2 separate regions of the Homo sapiens genome follow, and region 2 is linked to region 1. A link is a loop called in an ENCODE intact Hi-C map of the cell type or tissue named here. Cell type or tissue: Caco-2. All regions are shown on one strand. Links, peaks and the distances in the headings refer to the core of each region. The heading gives the core; the rest is flanking DNA. Region 1 has its middle 130 kb from the start of TRK-CTT9-1. Region 2 has its middle 430 kb from the start of TRK-CTT9-1.

The links. Hi-C counts contacts between places; a loop is a spot of excess contacts. Peaks named below come from ENCODE experiments on the same cell type or tissue, not always from the same donor. Only the 100,000 strongest peaks of a DNase experiment are listed, where the experiment ranks them.
Region 2: it touches region 1 in a loop (11-fold over the local background); 7 of 110 quality-filtered maps call a loop at or near these places.

Annotation. Positions count from the first base shown.
Region 1 is chr5:26,323,709-26,332,830 of GRCh38, reverse strand. No RefSeq gene overlaps it. Among named protein-coding and RNA genes, the nearest start is that of TRK-CTT9-1, 130 kb to the right of the region's middle. In Caco-2, for the core only: no CTCF peak of the experiment used is centred there; no DNase peak of the experiment used is centred there.
Region 2 is chr5:25,762,965-25,772,086 of GRCh38, reverse strand. No RefSeq gene overlaps it. Among named protein-coding and RNA genes, the nearest start is that of TRK-CTT9-1, 430 kb to the left of the region's middle. In Caco-2, for the core only: no CTCF peak of the experiment used is centred there; no DNase peak of the experiment used is centred there.

The sequences.
Region 1 (9,122 bases), core at 652-8,651:
GGTGTTGTGCAAAACGGAATGATCAATTATGATATTATCCACCATGCAATTCTAATTGTGATTTATTAATATACTCTAGAGAGTGGCCATTATCCTGTTAGGCAATTAAAAAGCACTTAGAGTTTATAACATGAAAGACAGGTTTGTTTATTTGCCCTTTTAAAAATGATGAATAATTTAAAATATTTTCAATGTGCGGTGGTGAATTGATAATAGATAATGAATGAATGAAGTAACAAACACATTTCAGGGCTGGGTTCGGTGGCTCATGCCTGTAATCCCAGTACTTTGTGAGGCTGAGCCAGGTGGATTACTTAAGGTCAGGGGTTCGAGACCAGCCTGGACGACATGGTGAAACCCATCTCTACAAAAAATACAAAAATTAGCTGGGTGTGGTAGCACACGCCTGTAATCCCAGCTACCAGGGAGGCTGAGGCAGAAGATTTGCATGAACCCAGGAGGTGGATGTTGCAGAGCTGAGATCACGCCACTGCACTCCGCACTGGGCGACAAAGCGAGACTGTTTAAAAAAAAAAATCAAAGGTAACACTATTATATATATTAAATTGAAGGTTTTTAGTGATTTTGTGCATGACCTGGATGGATCTCAGAGTCATGATGATAAGTCATAAGAGCATGCAATTGCATCTAAGCAGCTTAGACCCGAACATGGGACATTGACCAGAGCGATTCTTCTGAAACTGCCATGCTCCTCCTCTGCCTGTATGAGGCCTGATCCAGAGATTCATATGTAAATGATGCTGTGTATAAGATGTTAGAGGAAACACCTTTGGAGGGGTATAGCGACAAATTTCCTTTACCACTCTATATCTTCAAGAATTTTCCATCGTTTCTCTTCAATTTCACCTGGATGTGTTTCTGTTCCAGCATTCCACAAACATTGCCTAAAATGTGTGTGCTTTGTGCTTTCTTTGCTAAATGTCAGACCAGTCGAGGCTAGGTTACCTGTTTTCTCATTTTAGGAGAGAGCTTAGGACTTTTTATATTGAAATGATATTCAAGAAAACTTTTGCATGGCTTCACATGGGATCAAGATTATATTATTCACATGTAAGCACGGCTTTCTATGGCAAATGTATAATACATGAGTATTTGAATTAATAAATTATTTTTTGTCATGGAATAATCATCAATGTAGCACATTCTTGAAAAGCTCCATTACATGTTCAAAAGCTGTTTCAACTTCTGATATACTATAGTTCTATGTTTTGGCTATAAACAGGATCAGGACCCTCAAAGTAGCTCATGTGTGCAATTTGGAAACTATTATTTTTTGAAAAGTATTCAATAACTTAAATTACTTTCTAAAAATTATCATATGCCTCTAGGTTTCCAAAAGACTAAAAGAATTCTGCTTTTAGCTCAATTTTTCAATACCTATTTTTTTTAAGTTAAAGGGTATTTTTTAAAGTATATTCATTTTCCAACGGCTCGATCATTTTCTTTTCCCCTAAGTAACATATGGGTTCACAGGCATTTGATCACAATTTGCTAATTTCCTCTGTGTTGATGACAATTAGTTATTATTATTCCCTATTGGGGTAATCAAATTTTGATTGCATGTTAGATATCTACAATGTTAGAATTATATCTGCTTTTATATTATATTCCATAATGGATTTGCTTATTTAGCCTAAAGATATAGTCTACTGTTATAATTGGCAATTAAATTTGTTTTCAATAACCCTCAACTCTCTTTTTTCATTTCTTTTTCTTATACTACCAGTTTTATTATCTTTATGCTTCTTTTCAGATATTTCATTGGTTTGTAAAAATGCTTTCTTTTTAAGTTAAACAAAATTACCATTTATAGAAAATCTCTTAATATACCATAACCTACTTGACCCATTATCCTTGTTGAAATATGAATTTTACTACAGTTTTCTTGTGATCATTACACAGTGCCATTCAGAACATTTTTAGAGTTTCTTTTTCAAAAAGCAACAAACAATAACATTAAAAATGTCAAAATAAACACAAACAGTAGAAAACAATAAAACATACCTTCAAAAAAGGCAAAAGGAGGAAAATTTTCTAAAGAACTGAAGTCAGAGAAAATAAAATATAAAGTGGAAAGGAGATTAAAGATGTACTTTTAAACTTCCCAAAGGAAATATATTTGCTATTTTACTAATCACTGTGAGCCTGCCTAAGGAAGATAATCATATATTCATATCTCAATCTTTTTGAGTTTTATTTTTACCTCATTGTGTAGAAAAATGAAATAACCTCTTATAGTATTAGTTTTACGAGAGAAACTTGAAAACTATATAAAAGATACACCATCATGCTCACACACAGACACAAACACACACACATGCACACACAAATGCACACACACAAAATAATGGACTGTTCAGAGCAAATAGAGCTATTGGTAATTAAACTATGAAAGTCATCTACTACTTCTGTTTTCCTGGAATTAAATCTTAACTGAACTGAGCAATTTTTAGTATATTATTTAAGGCTATTCACAATTACTACTTTACTTTATCTACAATGATATGTTGTGTAATGTGATGTAAAAGGCATGTGTATTGGTTAGTGTTTGAATCAAAGTGCTGTCTTCATAACCTGGAAACCCATGTACTAATTTACTCTCATTTGTATGAGTTTGAAAATTGGACTTTATAGAAAATTTAAACATCATTAAAGAGTGTACTCACATTCTAGGGAAAGCTGGAATGAGCTAATTTGAGTGCATATTCTGCATATATGCATCTTATGTTTCAAGATTAGTGAAAGAAGAAAGCCTTAATGAGGAGAAAGCTACTTTTCTGCCAGTGATGCAATATCAGTGAATAGTATTGTTAGCCAATTACTCGGGAATTTTATAGAAAAATATATTAAAATTAGGATTGAATATATAGTTCAAGCACATATAATAGTTGTATAACAATGAAATGTGTATACTATCACCCATTCTTAAAATATAGTGATTCAAGAGGATATTTCCTTTGCTATTTTTCTTTACTGCTTGGTCTCTATTTTTAATTCCTCTGGGTGATTTTCCCACTGATTCTCTCTTCCACTAGATGTCAGGCAAGAGGAGGGAGTGGTAGTGAATCTCAAACTACGACTACAGTTACTTTTTAAAGTGTTGGAAATTGATGACTAAACATAGCTAAAGTGAATAGCGATCAGGCATATGGAAGATAAAATGCTCCGATAATTAATTTGAAATAATATTAATAACATCAGCTGCAGAAGGAACTGTATTCTCTCACAGTAATTCCAATCTCTGTTTTATCTTCCTGAGGGAAAAAAAATTCCCTGACTGTTTAGCAAGTTTAGTTCCACTTATGCTTTCCTAAAACAACATGCACTTCTCCTTTGTAGCATTCAACACAATTTTAATTGAATAATTAATTTTGTCAAGGTTGACTGAATGCATATTCACTACCTCCTTTCAAATATAAACCTTGTGAGGTAGGGACTAAGTCTGTTTCGTTAATTGTTTTATTCACAGACTGTAGCATAATACATTGGCAGATAGAAAACTTTAAAAAAAAATCATGCACTGAAGACATGACTAAATAAAAGGAATAAATATGAAATAATGAACAGATGAATGATGATATGAAGTTATCCATTTCTAGCAGGAACATATTTCATTTTTAGATTCATTGTTCAGGCTCAATTTATTTATTTCTCTTAAAAACTTACAAGACTCGTGAGAATGCTCTGGCCTCTTTAGTAGACTAGCTATAATATGATGGTTAAAATATCCTTAGAAGGAAGCACTAATGACACTATTGATACATAATGGATGATTCCCACAATAAAAAGGGGCACAATTTAGAAACGCATATTCTACTTGAGAACATAAATATATGAGTGATTTGAGCATATTATGCATGTTTTTACCATGTGATAGTTTATTATGTTACATGCCAATTCCTCTAGTGAGCACTTAAAATGCACAACAGAAGATGACTTATCATCCTTGCTTCTCCTTGCCCAATTCGTGTTCCATGCTATTGAATTAACTACTTCTTCTCCCTAGAAAAATCAATCTCCCTCATTCTTAATGGACGTGAAGATTTTCTTACTTACTTCTCAGGAAACCTCTACATGCCACCTTCTCAATAAATCATCCCCCAACTCCCTAGGTATATAATTGCCGGTTCTCTTTGTTCCCATGCACATTTATGTAAGTAAGATCTGCAATAACACGTAGCAAGTTTTATTGCAGCTTATAGCATATATGCATGTTTCTTGCCAAGTATTAAATGCCCTCACAAAGGGAACCATATTTATTATCTGTAGGCCTTTGCAGAGTAATACAAGTTAGATACCTAGTAAATATGTTGAATAATTTAATAACATAATAAACTGAGTATAAAGTGAGGGAAGGTGAAGAGTTTTATCATTTAGAGTAGGTACTGAAATAGCATAATCAATTAAGGATTCAGTCCCATTAAATTAGGTAATCTGAGTATAAGTCAATAATCAAATTTTAAGCATTGCCTCTTTCTTTTACTTCCAAGATCAGAGATTCAGCTATTTACTTTCAGGGCTACGGCATATCTTATTTTGCTAGTTTCCAGGAATAATTTGTCTTTGCTTCATGATGTCATATTTCATTTTCCTCTGATACCTTCACTATCTCACATCAGAAGTTTATTCTTTAGAAATCTTCGTTCTTTTTCACAGTTCTCAACATTTAGATCGTAACATACATGGATGCAATTCATCAATCAATAATTAAGTTAGCATTAGTGAATTCTATATTTTTATCTTATTGCCTTTACAAAATAGGAAATTTGAAGTGGGTTATTTCTGTTCACAATAATCTAGTATTTCTTACTTACAGTAAATTCCATTATGACAATTGAGAGTAGAATGAAGAATGGAGGAGGAACTTCTCTGCGAAAACAAATAATTTTGTAAGCTTTTTCCTCAATGCACTAATTAAGTGGGAGACCATGGATTTCATTAGGAAAAGATGTTATGGCTGAGGCTGGTCACTGGAGCACAGAAGTTCAAGACAAGCCTGGGCAACATAGCAATACCCCATCTCTACAAAAGTAAAAAATAAATTAGGCAGGAGTGGCAGCATACAGCTATGGTTTCAGCTACTTGGGAGGCCGAGATGGGAGGATCATTTGAACATGGGAGGTCAATGCTGGAGTGAACTGTGTTCACACCACTGCACTCCAGCCTGCACTCCACTTATTCCAGAGTAACATTCTGTCTCAAATTTTAAAAAAGAAAAAAAAAGGAGGAGAGAGAAAGAGAGAGAATATGGAGCCAGGCACATATCGTATCCTATCTCAAATGTATTTTCAGTGCCTTATTTTTACAATTTAACTACATCCACATATTGAAGTGTACTCTAGTCTTTCCTGATAAAATAAAAAGCAAAACATATGAAAACATACAAACACAATAACAGTGTCTGTTTATATCTCACACTTTTTTCTCCTGTTACTAGCCCATTTCTTTCCTCTTAAGTTCTATACTCATGATCTTCCTTTCATAACACTTACAACACATCAATAAACCTACATTTTTATCCCTAAGGTTATCATTGACTTTCATGTTGCTAAATTCAATAGACATTATCAGTTTTCATTCTCGGATTATTTTCACATTTTTTTACGGTGGAATTTTCTTCTCATTCTCTTTTGACTCCTCTACATTGTGTGCGTGCGTGTGCACGAGCACGTGCATGTGTGTACCAATGCATGTGAATGTGAATTGTGTATATACATGTAAGGTTTTCTTCTTTTTTTTCTCTTTTTTTTTTTTTGGAGACCAAGTCTCGCTATGTCGCCCAGGCTGGAGTGCAGTGGCATGATCTCGGCTCACTGCTAGCTCCACCTCCCTGGTTCACGCCATTCTCCTGCCTCAGCCTCCTGAGTAGCTGGACTACAGGCACCTGCCACCACACCCGACTAATTTTTTGTATTTTTAGTAGAGACGGGGTTTCACCGTATTAGACATGATGGTCTCAATCTCATGACCTTGTGATCCGCCTGCCTCAGCCTCCCAAAGTGCTGGGATTACAGGCGTGAGCCGCCGCGCTTGGCCTATACATGTTAAGTTTTTAAGGATAATATCTGTTCTGATAAATCTACAACAACAAAGGATAATGTTTAGCATATAGATACCACTTAGTAAATGTTTATTAAGTGATTTGCTATAATGTAAATGATGGCAGCAATGAGCAGTGGCTGCTGCCAAGACACCAGCTGCAGTGGGGTAGGTGTGGCTGGGCTGCATGCTCCATGGAGCGGGCGGGAGCTGATATCAAGCGGTAGCCTCACCCTCCTGGGTACAGCTATAGAGCCACGGCTGCGGACCCGGGCATCTCTGTACCCTGCCCCACTTTCAGGCTCAGAGATGTCTGCTCCCATTGCCTGACTTCTTCCAGCTCCTGGCACCAATCTTGAAGGGAGGTTGGTCCTGAATCCAGGTGTTTTCACAGCCTGGCCGGGTGTACACATGTTTGGGGTAGCGCTGACACGCAAGCTCCCCGCTATGTCGCCCCCGCCGGACTTTGGGTGCTGATGAGCATGTGAGGGAAGCTGAGGGGAGGTGAAGGGCAGCTCAGTGCTGTACTGCAGGTGCCGCTTCACGTAAACAGCCTGGGCTCCATGAACAGCGGCAAGAGACAGACAGGCTCCTAGGTGGAAGGGGACGTGTCCCTAATAAAGCTCCACCTTCAAGCTGGGAGGACTTGAATCCCAGGGCAGGCTGCGGGTCCTGCGGACTAGAATGGGGACTTGTGGGGTTTTTTCAGGGCCCACCATGGCCACCCATGGACCAATCGGCATGCACTTCCTCCCCTCTGAGGTCCATAAAAGCCCTGAACTGAGCCATACTTGAGGACATGACAGGATGGCAAGCTGTGGAGATGAACCACCCACTCCAGGGTCTCTTCTTTGCTCAGAGTTGAACATTCTTTGGGTCACCCTGACAGCAAAGAGGAGCTATGCATTGTGGGTCTCCTCTGAGCTGCTCAATAAAACTCCTCATTGCCTTGCTCACCCTCCACTTGTCTGCGTACTTCATTCTTCCTGGGTGCAGGACAAGAACTCCGGCACTGCCTACTGGCAGGGTTAAGAGAAATGAGACACAAACAGGGCTGAAACATGCCCCTTGCTTGCCACGTTGTGGGTGACAAGAAGGAGAGAAGAGAGAAGGAAAGAAGAGCTGCAGCCCTACAGGGAGCTCAGACCTGGGAAATCCCCAAGCCAGTGCTTCCGGAATTGGTGGGTTCTTGGTCTCACTGACCTCAAGAATGAAACCGCAGACCCTCGCGGTGAGTGTTACAGCTCTTAAGGTGGTGTGTCTGGAGTTTGTTCCTTCTGATGCTCGGATGTGTTCGGAGTTTCTTCCTTCTGGTGGGTTCGTGGTCTCGCTGGCTCAGGAGTGAAGCTGCAGACCTTCGCGGTGAGTGTTACTGCTCATAAAAGCAGTGTGGACCCAAAGAGTGAGCAGTAGCAAGATTTGTTGCAAACAGGGAAAGAACAAAGCTTCCACAGGGTGGAAGGAGACCCGAGCGGGTTGCCACTGCTGGCTGGGGCAGCCTGCTTTTATTCTTTTATCTGGCCCCCACATCCTGCTGATTGGTAGAGCCCAGCGGTCTGTTTTGACAGAGTGCTGATTGGTGCGTTTACAACCCCTGAGCTAGACACTAAAGTTCTCCACGTCCCCACAAGATTAGCTAGATACAGAGTGTGGACACAAAGGTTCTCCAAGGCCCCACCAGAGTAGCTAGATACAGAGTGTGGATTGGTGCATTCACAAACCCTGAGCTAGACGCAGGGTGCTGATTGGTGTGTTTACAAACCTTGAGCTAGATACAGAGTGCCGATTGGTGTATTTACAATCCCGGAGCTAGACATAAAGGTTCTCCAAGGCCCCACCAGACTCAGGAGCTTAGCTGGCTTCACCCAGTGGATCCCGCACCGGGGCTGCAGGTGGAGCTGCCTGCCAGTCCCACACTGGGCACCCGCACTCCTCAGACCTTGGGTGGTCGATGGGACTGGGCGCCATGGAGCAGGGGGCTGCTCTCACTGGGGAGGCTTGGGCCACACAGGAGCCCATGGAGGGGGTGGGAGGCTCAGGCATGGCTGGCTGCAGGTCCCGAGCCCTGCCCCCCGGGAAGGCAGCTAAGACCTGGTGAGAAATCGAGCGCAGCGCTGGTGGGCTGGCACTGCTGGGGGACCCAGTACACCCTCCGCAGCCGCTGGCCCGGGTGCTAAGCCCCTCATTGCCCCGGGCCGGCAGAGCCGGCCGGCTGCTCCCGCCGGCTGCTCCCGCCGGCTACTCCCGCCGGCTGCTCCGAGTGCGGGGCCCTCCAAGCCCACGCCCACCCGGAACTCCAGCTGGCCCGCAAGCGCCGCGCGCGGCCCCGGTTCCCGCTCACGTCTCTACCTCCACACCTCCCTGCAAGCTGAGGGAGCCGGCTCTGGCCTTGGCCAGCCCAGAAAGGGGCTCCCACAGTGCAGTGGTGGGGTGAAGGGCTCCTCAAGTGCCGCCAAAGTGGGAGCCCAAGCAGAAGAGGCGCCAAGAGCGAGCGAGGGCTGTGAGGACTGCCAGCACGCTGTCACCTCTCACCAGGGCTGTGAAACCCTCTTTGGGGTTCTGTGGTTACTGGTGATTCCAAGGTTTTGGCGCCACTGCATTCTCTGGTGCCAACTGTGAAAGGTGTTTGAGGTACGGCTGGTCCAGCAGCAACCTTGCAGGGAGCTGGTGCCCATGCCTGCACCTGGAGCTTCCACCCCACTGCAGCAGGCATGCCTGGATGTGCGCAGTGGCCAGACCCTGCGCTCGCTCATACACCCTTCGCCACTCTGTGCCTGGCTCACCTTTGGTGGGCATTGGATTCAGGCCAGTAGCGCAAGCCAAGTGCGACCTGCCAGGCCAAGTGGGTGGACCAAGCCCCGCGGGGCCAAGCAAAACTCAGGCAAAGGTGCCACTGACCGCAGAGGTTTCTGGCTGGCAAAGCAACACCCCAAGTATCCCATGACGTAAATACATAAATTATAACTATTTCGATTTGTTGATCTTAAGGTACTTATAGAAAGAACATCTATTTGAAATTCTAAAATACTTTGTAAATTTTTCAGAAGAATAAATTACTTAGG
Region 2 (9,122 bases), core at 833-8,832, 560 kb after region 1:
CACTTACAGTTGCTTTCATGGACTGGAGTTGAGTGCCTGCTTCTTTTCCAGGCACATGATGCAAGCTGTTGATGGATCTACCATTCTGGGGTCTGGAGGACAGTGACCCTCTTCTTATAGCTTTACTAGGCAGTGCTCCAGTGGGGACCCTGTGTGGGGATAACAACCCCACATTTCCCCTCCACACTGGACTAGTAGAGGTTATCCATGAGGGCTTCATCCTTGCAGCAGACTTCTGTCTGGACATTCAGGTGTTTTGATACATCCTCTGAAATCTAGGCAGAGGCTCCCAAACCTCAACTCTTGCCTTCTGCACACCCACAAGATCAACACCATGTGAGAGCTGCCAAAGCTTGGGGTTTGCACCCTCCAAAGCCACTGCCTGAGCTGTACCTTGGCCCCCTTTGTGTGTGTGTGTGTGCGTGTGTGTCTGTGTGTGTTTGAGACAGAGTCTCGCACCATCGCCCAGACTGGAGTACAGTGGCGTGATCTCGGTTCACTGCAACCTCTGCCTCTTGGTTCAAGTGATTCTCCTGCCTCAGCCTCCCGAGGAGCTGTGACTACAGGCATGTGCCACCACGGCCAGCTAATTTTTATATTTTTAGTAGAGATGGGGTTTCACAATGTTGGCCAGGATGGTCTTGATCTCTTGACCTCATGATCTGCCCGCCTCAGCCTCCCAAAGTGCTGGGATTACAGGCGTGAGCCACTGGCACCCAGTACCTTGGCCCCTTTTAGCCACAGCTGAAGCTGGAGTGGCTGAGACACAAGGAACCATGTCCTGAGGCTGCACAGAACAGCAGGGTCCTGGGCCTGACCCAGGAGACGCTTTTATCCCCCTAGGCCTCCAGGCCTAGGATGGGAGGGGTTGCCAGAAATGTCTCTGAAATACCCTGCAGGCATTTTCCCCATTGTCTTGAGTATTAACATTTGGCTTTTCTTTACATATGAAAATTTCTACAGCCTTGAATTTGTCCTCAGTAAATCCTTTTTTTTCCCTTCTACCACATAGTTGGGCTGCAAATTTTCCAAACCTTTAAGCTCTGCTTTCATTTTAAGTATACGTTCTAGTTTTAGGTCATTTCTTTGTTTGTGCAAAGTAGCATAGCGTTTTAGAAGCAGCCAAGACACATCTTGAATGCTTTGCTGCTTAGCAATTTCTTTGATGAGATACTCTAAATCATCACTCTCCAGTTAAAAATTTCACTGATTCTTAATGCAGGAGCACAATGCTGCCAGTCCTGTTGCTCCACCATAGCAAGAGTGACCTTTACTCCGGTTCCCAATAAGTTCCTCATTCCCTTTGAGCACCTCATCCTGGACTTCACTGTACCTGTCACTATCAGCATTTTGGTCACAATCATTCGACAAGTCTCTAGGAAGTTCTAAATGTTCCCTCAACTTTCTGTTTCTTCTAGTCCCTCCAAACTCTTTCAACCTCTGTGCATTACACAGTTCCAAAGTCACTCCTACATTTTCAGGTTTCTTCATGGCAATACCTCCCTCCCAGTACAAATTTTCTGTATTAGTCTGTTCTCATACTGTTATAAATAGCTACCTGAAACTTGGTAGTTTATAAAGAAAAAATGTTTAATTGATTTGCAGTTCTGCAGGCTGTACAAGAAGCATTGCTTGGGAGGTCTTAGGAAACTTACAATCATTCAGAAAGGTGAAGGGGAAGTAAGCACATCTTCACATGGCAGCAGGAGAGAAAGAGAATGATGGGAGAACTGCTACACACTTTTAAACAACCAGTTCTCATGAGAACTCACTCACTATCATGAGAATAGCAAGAGGGAATTGACTCCCATGATCCAATCAACTCCCACCAGATCCCTCTCCCAACATTGGGGATTACAACCCAACATGTGATTTGGACAAGGACACAGAGCCAAACCATGCCAAATAACATTAGTTACTCCCTGAAGTGCCTATCTTCCCTTTTAAGAAACTTATGTTTATTTCAGTATCATACACTCCTATTATTATATAACTGTAAGAAACTGTTAAGAGTGTGAAATTTTATTCCACTTCCATGCTGACAATTTAACTTGTCACAGTTTAATGATGCTGGAAGAAAACCATACTCCTGGGTCAGGGATCAAGACATCTTATTACTCACAAAAATAGTAACTGATATAGTTTGGATGTGTGTCCCTGCCCAAATCTCATTTGAAATGTAATCCTTAGTGTTAGAGATGGGCCTAGTGGGAGGTGATTGGATCATGGGGGAAGATTTCTCATGAATGATTTAGCACCATACTGTTGGTACTGTCCTTTTGATAGTGAAAGAGCTCTAGTAAGACTGGTTGTTCACGAGTATGTTGCACCTCCCCCTACTCACTCTCTTTCTCCTGCTCTATCCATGTGACATGCCTACTCCCCATTCACCTTCAAGCATGATTGTAAGTGTCCTGAGACCTCCCCAGAAGCCAAGTAGATGCCAGCAGAATGCTTCATGTACAGCCTGAAAAATCATGATCCAGTTAAATCCCCCATTTTTTGTATAAATTACCCAGTTCCAGTTATTTCCTTATAGCAATGTGAGAACAGGCTAATAGAGTGATGGATAATATATTAGTGGTTCTAATTTTTAGTGTTTCTTCAAGCCTGGTTCCCTAACAGTGACATTGTAGGATAATCGGTCATGGTGGTGGGAAAAGTTATAAGAAAAATTATAGGGAAAGACCCAAACCTTCTTGGAAGGCTGAGAGGTTTTACAAAAGCTCTGGGAGAGAATTTTGGCTGAAGGCAGCCAAATTCTCTTATCCGGAGGCTGAGAGCAAAGGGCACATAACAAGAGAATGTAGAGGAACTTATCTAGATACATTTGCTTACTCCTGTCTCCAGAAACCAACCTTTGATCATTTGCATTCAGGATTGCTCTCTACTTGGGGGGTTGACAATGTTTATTACCCACAAATGGTGTTTGCTCCAAGTCTTTGTCATTAAATCTGTACTAAATAAATGCAAGCGGGGCCGGCTTGTCGGGTGGCACTCTCATCAGCAGTGCTAAGCTGTGCAGTCCCCAGGCATGCTATCAGGCAAAATACCTGTGTCAGCATACTTCTTTCATCCATTGCTCAGCCAGAGTCTGTGGGACAGACTCAGCATGACATGAAGAAGGCAAGATGGCACCTGTACACACGCAGAGTTGCATTACAGAAGCTTAAAGAATTTGAATCTTTTGGAATGGGCAATAAATATTCTTAATATTCACTTTAGTAGAAAACATTAGCTTTGTCACCAAAATCTGTTCACATACAAGCATCCTTGAAAAGATAGTCCATGAGAAAGGGTAATTAGGCCATCGCTCAAAAGACACGCAGTAATATGATAAACTATGGAGAACTGTCTTCCAACAATTGTATGTCTTCATGTTTTCTAGTATTTCTTCTTCAACATTAATATGTTAATTACACGCAATATACAACATGAAGGTTTTTATATAACCCATATATCTACTTAACATGTTCCATCTTTAGCTTCGTGAAGATATTGATTAAAAAGTTATGGCACCTCTTTTAATGTTTCTGTGTACTAATTTTGTCAAATGTATTATTTTTCATTGTTTTGGATTCATTCTTTTTTACCCTTTTCATGGATTTTGTTTTCCTGCCTCTTTATATCCCTGGTAATATTTCACTGGATACCAGACATTGCAATTCCAATTTTAATTTATACAGATATTTTTGCATTTCTTTAAATACTCCTGAGATATTTTTCTGGGACTTAGAAAAGCTAATGGGGAGCTTGATCTTTTTAAATCTTGATTTAAGATTTCTCAATGAGGCCCAGACCTTCCTTTAAAAAAAAAAAAGAAAGGAAGAAATAACTAAATTTCCACACTACTGAGGCAAGGCCTTTTTTAGTACTCTAACTAATGCTACCTGAATTATGAGGTTTTTCATTCTAGCTGTTGGGACCAAGCTCTATTCTTGGCATCATCTGTGAGTTTGGAAGACTGTTTTCCACAGTTATTTTAGTTTGCTTTTTTTCTCTGCCTTAGAGAGTTTCCTTAAATACATGTACTGATTAGCAGTCATCTAAATACTTAAGGAATAGTCATAATATATTTGGGGATATGTAAAGTTTTTTTTATCTGTGAACCTATTTCTTCCATTCTATCCCATTTACTTTAGTTACCTTGGCTTCTATAAAGCTCCATCTCATCATCTTAGGGAGATTTCTGGGCTTTGTCTGGCTTTGATTCCTTGCTCTGCATCCTAGAAAATTTCTCCAGTCAGTAAGCTGAGGGTATTTCTTAAGCTCACTTCAACTGTTTTCTGTCTTTCAGGGATACCTGTCTTTATTGCCTGATATTTAATATTTTGAGTACTATTGTCTCATATATTTTTAGTTGTTTCTGCTGAAAAGGTACATCTGGCCCCTGTTACTCCATCTTGCCTGAAAGGTGACATTCTAATTTACATTTTGAAAGTTTAAACATTCCTTCAATACTGACATCAAATATTTCCACCACTACCTAGCTTCTTTACCAATCAAAGTTGGAGATAATTTTCCCCCTCTGGGCACATGTAATATTTTGCATGTAACTGGAAAATTTCTACATTAACTTATATAATTTTATATTTTGTCCATTCATTTCAGTTCAAACTACTGCATGTTGTGAGGGCAGGTTTTAGTCATTGTCCACAAAATTTACATGTAATAAATTACCAATAAAATGTCAAGGTGAAAAAAAGTGATTATGTAATTATTTCTAATCATTAGGTGATAAATATAGAAACCAAACTATCCCTGATCTGGCAATATCCAATTAATGAAGGAAACATAGAAAATGCATTTAATAAAACAAACTTAAATGTGGTGCTCCATCGTCAGAGCCATTTGAGTTAACATTATGTTTTTACTTTGTCATATCTCCTAATTTTCTAAATCTTAGCTTTAATATTTCTTACTTATATAATAGAGATTAGAATATTTTATGCTTCATAGGCATTTGGGTTGATTAATTAAGTTAATGCATACAAAAAACAGCCTGTACTTTTGAACAGGACATTTTGAATATATTGAGCTATTATAATAGGCTATGTTGGGTGTAAATGATAGAAAAAAGTAAAAATCCCTTAAAACTCAGGATTGTGTGCATGTATATATGTGTGTATGTACATATGTGTGTGTGTGTGTGTGTGTGTGTGTGTATATATATATATATATAAAATATTTATGTCATGTAGAATCCAGAAGTCAGGAAGCACCTTAGTTGGTCATTTCAGCAACTCACTGATGCCATCTAGGGCCAGGTTCTTCCCATATTTTATCTGTCCCCTAGTAGCACATGGGCATTCATACTCAGGTTTGTCTACTCATGTTCACAAGTGGCTGTCACAGTTTCATTATTTGTGTTCTTATCCAAAGACTGCAAGTGTCAGGGGAAAGAATGAGTTTCCCTCATGCTTTTTTCCTTCTTTGCTATTCTAATAAACCTTTCTTAAGAAATGTCACCCGACATTACTTTGTGCAGCATTGGTCAGAACTTCTTACATGCCTATTCCTACCCCAAACACTTACAGCAACAACAAGGTGCAATTTTCTTGTGAAGCTTAAATTATTGTGACTCAGCTCTTCCCTGATTTGCTTGGTTTAAGGGGAATGAATAAAATCAAGTAGGAAGGTTGTGAATAGACAGGCCATTGCTATTCATATATATACTTTTTTTAAAATAAAAGGCTAAGTCAAGAAAATAGCAAGTAATAGCATCTGTTTTAAGAGACACAATGTGACAGAAGCATTTTTTCTAACATTTTACTAAATGTCAATGCTTTTTATTATTTTCTAACCTAACACAGACATGATTAAAATACCCTGGAAATTATGTAAGGTAAATATGTCTTGCATAGTGATATACAAGAACTATAAAAAAAGCTCTAAATAGCACAATCAGAGAGAGTTTGAATAAAATGTGTTTTGAAATACATACATTTTGGTAAATCAAAAACTATCTTGATAAAAGACATCTAGTTTTCCATCTTGGCTTGGTATTATATTAATTTGCTAAGGCTGCTGTAACAAAAAACAGACTATGTGGCTTAAACAATAGAAATTCATTTTCTCACAGTTGTGGAGGCCAGAAGTGCAAGATCAACGTGCCTGCAGGGTTGGTTTCTCCTGACGCTCGTCTCCTTGGTTTGCAGGTGACTGCCTTTTCACTATGTCCTCACGTGGTCTTTTCATGCACATTTCTTGTGTCTCCCCCTTTTCTTCTAAGGAAACATATTTTGGACGAAAGCACCACCCTTATCACTTCATTTAATCTTAATTACCTCTTTAAAAGTTATCTCCCAATATGGTCCCTTTGGAGTTTGCTCTTTTACATATGAATTTTTGGAGAACAAATTTTTTCCTAACAGGTATGTTTCTCTAGGATGATTGAGGTTGCTACCCATCTGCAAATTATGTTTTTTTTGCCTTGTTCTCACATTCCAAATTATGTTTTGTCAGCCCACAATGCACAGAAAATTCATAGGTGGATGGGGTGGGTTGATCTTTAGGAGATTATACATTACATATATATGTGTGTGTGTGTGTGTGTGTGTGTGTGTGCACGTATTACACATATTCCAAATATAAATATATATATATATATATACACATCCCAAATATATAAATATGTGTGTGTAACTCCCAAATCTACATATAAATGGAAATTTTTTTGAAAATAATTTAATTATACAAATATGACTTTTAAATCTCTTGGCCTAGGAAATATCACTAGTAAAAACAAACTGTGATACATTCAATCCTTTCATTAAAGATGTTATTATGGTGAGAAAGAGCGCTTAGATATCAGAATTTTAGTCTTGAAAAGCTGTCACGAATGCTGCATTTTTTCCCAACATTGTTATTAATTTAAGACATTCTGAACAAAGATGCCTGAAACAACTTTCTTGCAAAATTAATTTGGTAAGAATTAAATCCAGAAAGTATATGTCAAAATAAAAATTACAAACCACTGCTTTTCTCCTGACTGCATTTAGCAGTAAAGTATTAAATGGAATATTAAGAGCAACAATTAATGGGCTTAGTTTTTAAGCTGTCTGGTGGTGTGTAAGATTCACTACTTTATTGGCTATTAGAAAAATGACCAAATATTACTTTAGTTATTCTAAGTGACTATAGAACTGCCTGCTCAGCAATAGTGGCAAGAAGTACTTACTGAGCACTAACAGTTCTTACACTTTTATTTTGGAAAAATTACAATGTCTCAGGATGAAGTTTATTTAGTTTGAATAACATTTTTAAAATAGTATTATATTTTAAATGAATCTTTACAACTAAATTGTTTCAAGTCTAGATATGTTTGAAAAGTCATTTCTAACATCCCTGCTCCAGGATAATCAATCACATGAAAATGTTTATTTAATAATTCCATAAAAATGCTAATAGGAAATAGATCCATGGAAGGTAAGAACATTGCAAGAAAAACCTGCTGTTTTAAGGCAAATATTCTCCATAAGAAACAGCAATACATTATAAAACATACTATATTTGTTATCTTTTCATTTAAAAAGTATATAATATGCGCTTTGAATAAAATGTACATGTTCAGTGCACGTGAGATGACTGAAGAGGGGAGGACTTTTAGCAACTGGTGTCTGAGCTCTACAAGGTAGGAAGGGTAACAGAATATGAAATAATGGGAAAAGAATCCCGTCTTTAATGCAAGCTGCTGGCTGGATGTACTACAACACAACAGAAGGCTTTCTTCCAGGTTGTAGGAATTCTTTCTTTCGTTTAGTAATCTTAACTCTTCAGAAAATAACATGCCACTCTCTGTGGTCACAAAGCATTTCCTTTTTCTGTCTCTTAATAAAGGAGCTCTGGGATCAAGGTGATAAGACTCTTTATCGAGTGTTTTAGTGGCATAGGAAACAAGGGGGGCTATCGTTGCACCCTGCAGACGTGTTGTTGTGGTGTAAGTGCCTCTACTACATCAGCTCCACTGGACCTACTTTACTACATTCTTGTTTCAATGAGGTCAGACAACAGTAATTTGTTATGAGGGTCATGGCAGAATTCTTCTTCTAAACACTAGAAAGAATGACTCCTTTGTCAATATAAATTCATCCTAATGCATTTGGTCTCCCTGTAGGCTGTATTACACACTTGAGGGAACTCTTGTGTCACATTCTGCCACTCAGCATTATAATACCTTTTCATCTTGCTTTAGATTCACCTCTTTATAATAGAAGAGAACACACACACACAAGTAAAAGATACATTCGTTTTCATTTATTTTTCATATTGTACTTTTCAGACATTATCAAGATTGAACATCAGAAGAACAGGCATACTAACACAAACATTCCAAAGGACAGGAATAGAACACAACAGAAATGTTTCATTAGTAATTCAGCTCGTTCATATTTTTATCCCACAAAATTTCTTTCTTTAAATCTTTATAGATTTTTTTTCCAAATCAGCATGCATATGTAAAATCTGAAAACTGAAGTGGTAATCTCCCCCTCAAAATTGTAAACTGATACAACCAAATAAATACTGATTTCAGAATTATCTGGCTCAATATAGATATATTGTTCCATTTTATTAATATTATTCTAAATTTCCTATGTATAAAATTATTGCAGTTTCTAAGGTTTTATATTTAAATGTTATAAAGTAATCAGAATGAATGCATAATAAAAACTAAAATCTACATTACAAAGAAATTTTTGTTACATATGCTCGTAAACATTTTTTTCTCATCTCTTCACTCATAAAACAAAAAGACTTTGGGATTTTTGGAGTCTCTTCAAATATTTACTTATTTTTTATTATTTTTTCTATGTCACCTTAGCTTATTAAATCTTCACATTAGCCCTCCTTCCCTCTTCACCACCTGAAAAAAAGGTAAACATACACAGACTAACACATAATTCACAACTGATAAAAGATGGGTTATAAATGCTGGCTTTCACATTGGAGGATGTGATTCTTCTTTGACTCTTCTGAGAAAAAATTGAGGGTCAAAAAAAATTGAGGGTCAAAAAAGATTAGGTTTGAAGTGTTTGTGGGCTGCAGCTTTAAAAAGAAGGTTAACTTAGACAAACTGTAAAAAAAATGCTTTTCTCAAAAATCTGTATACATTAAAAGAAAAG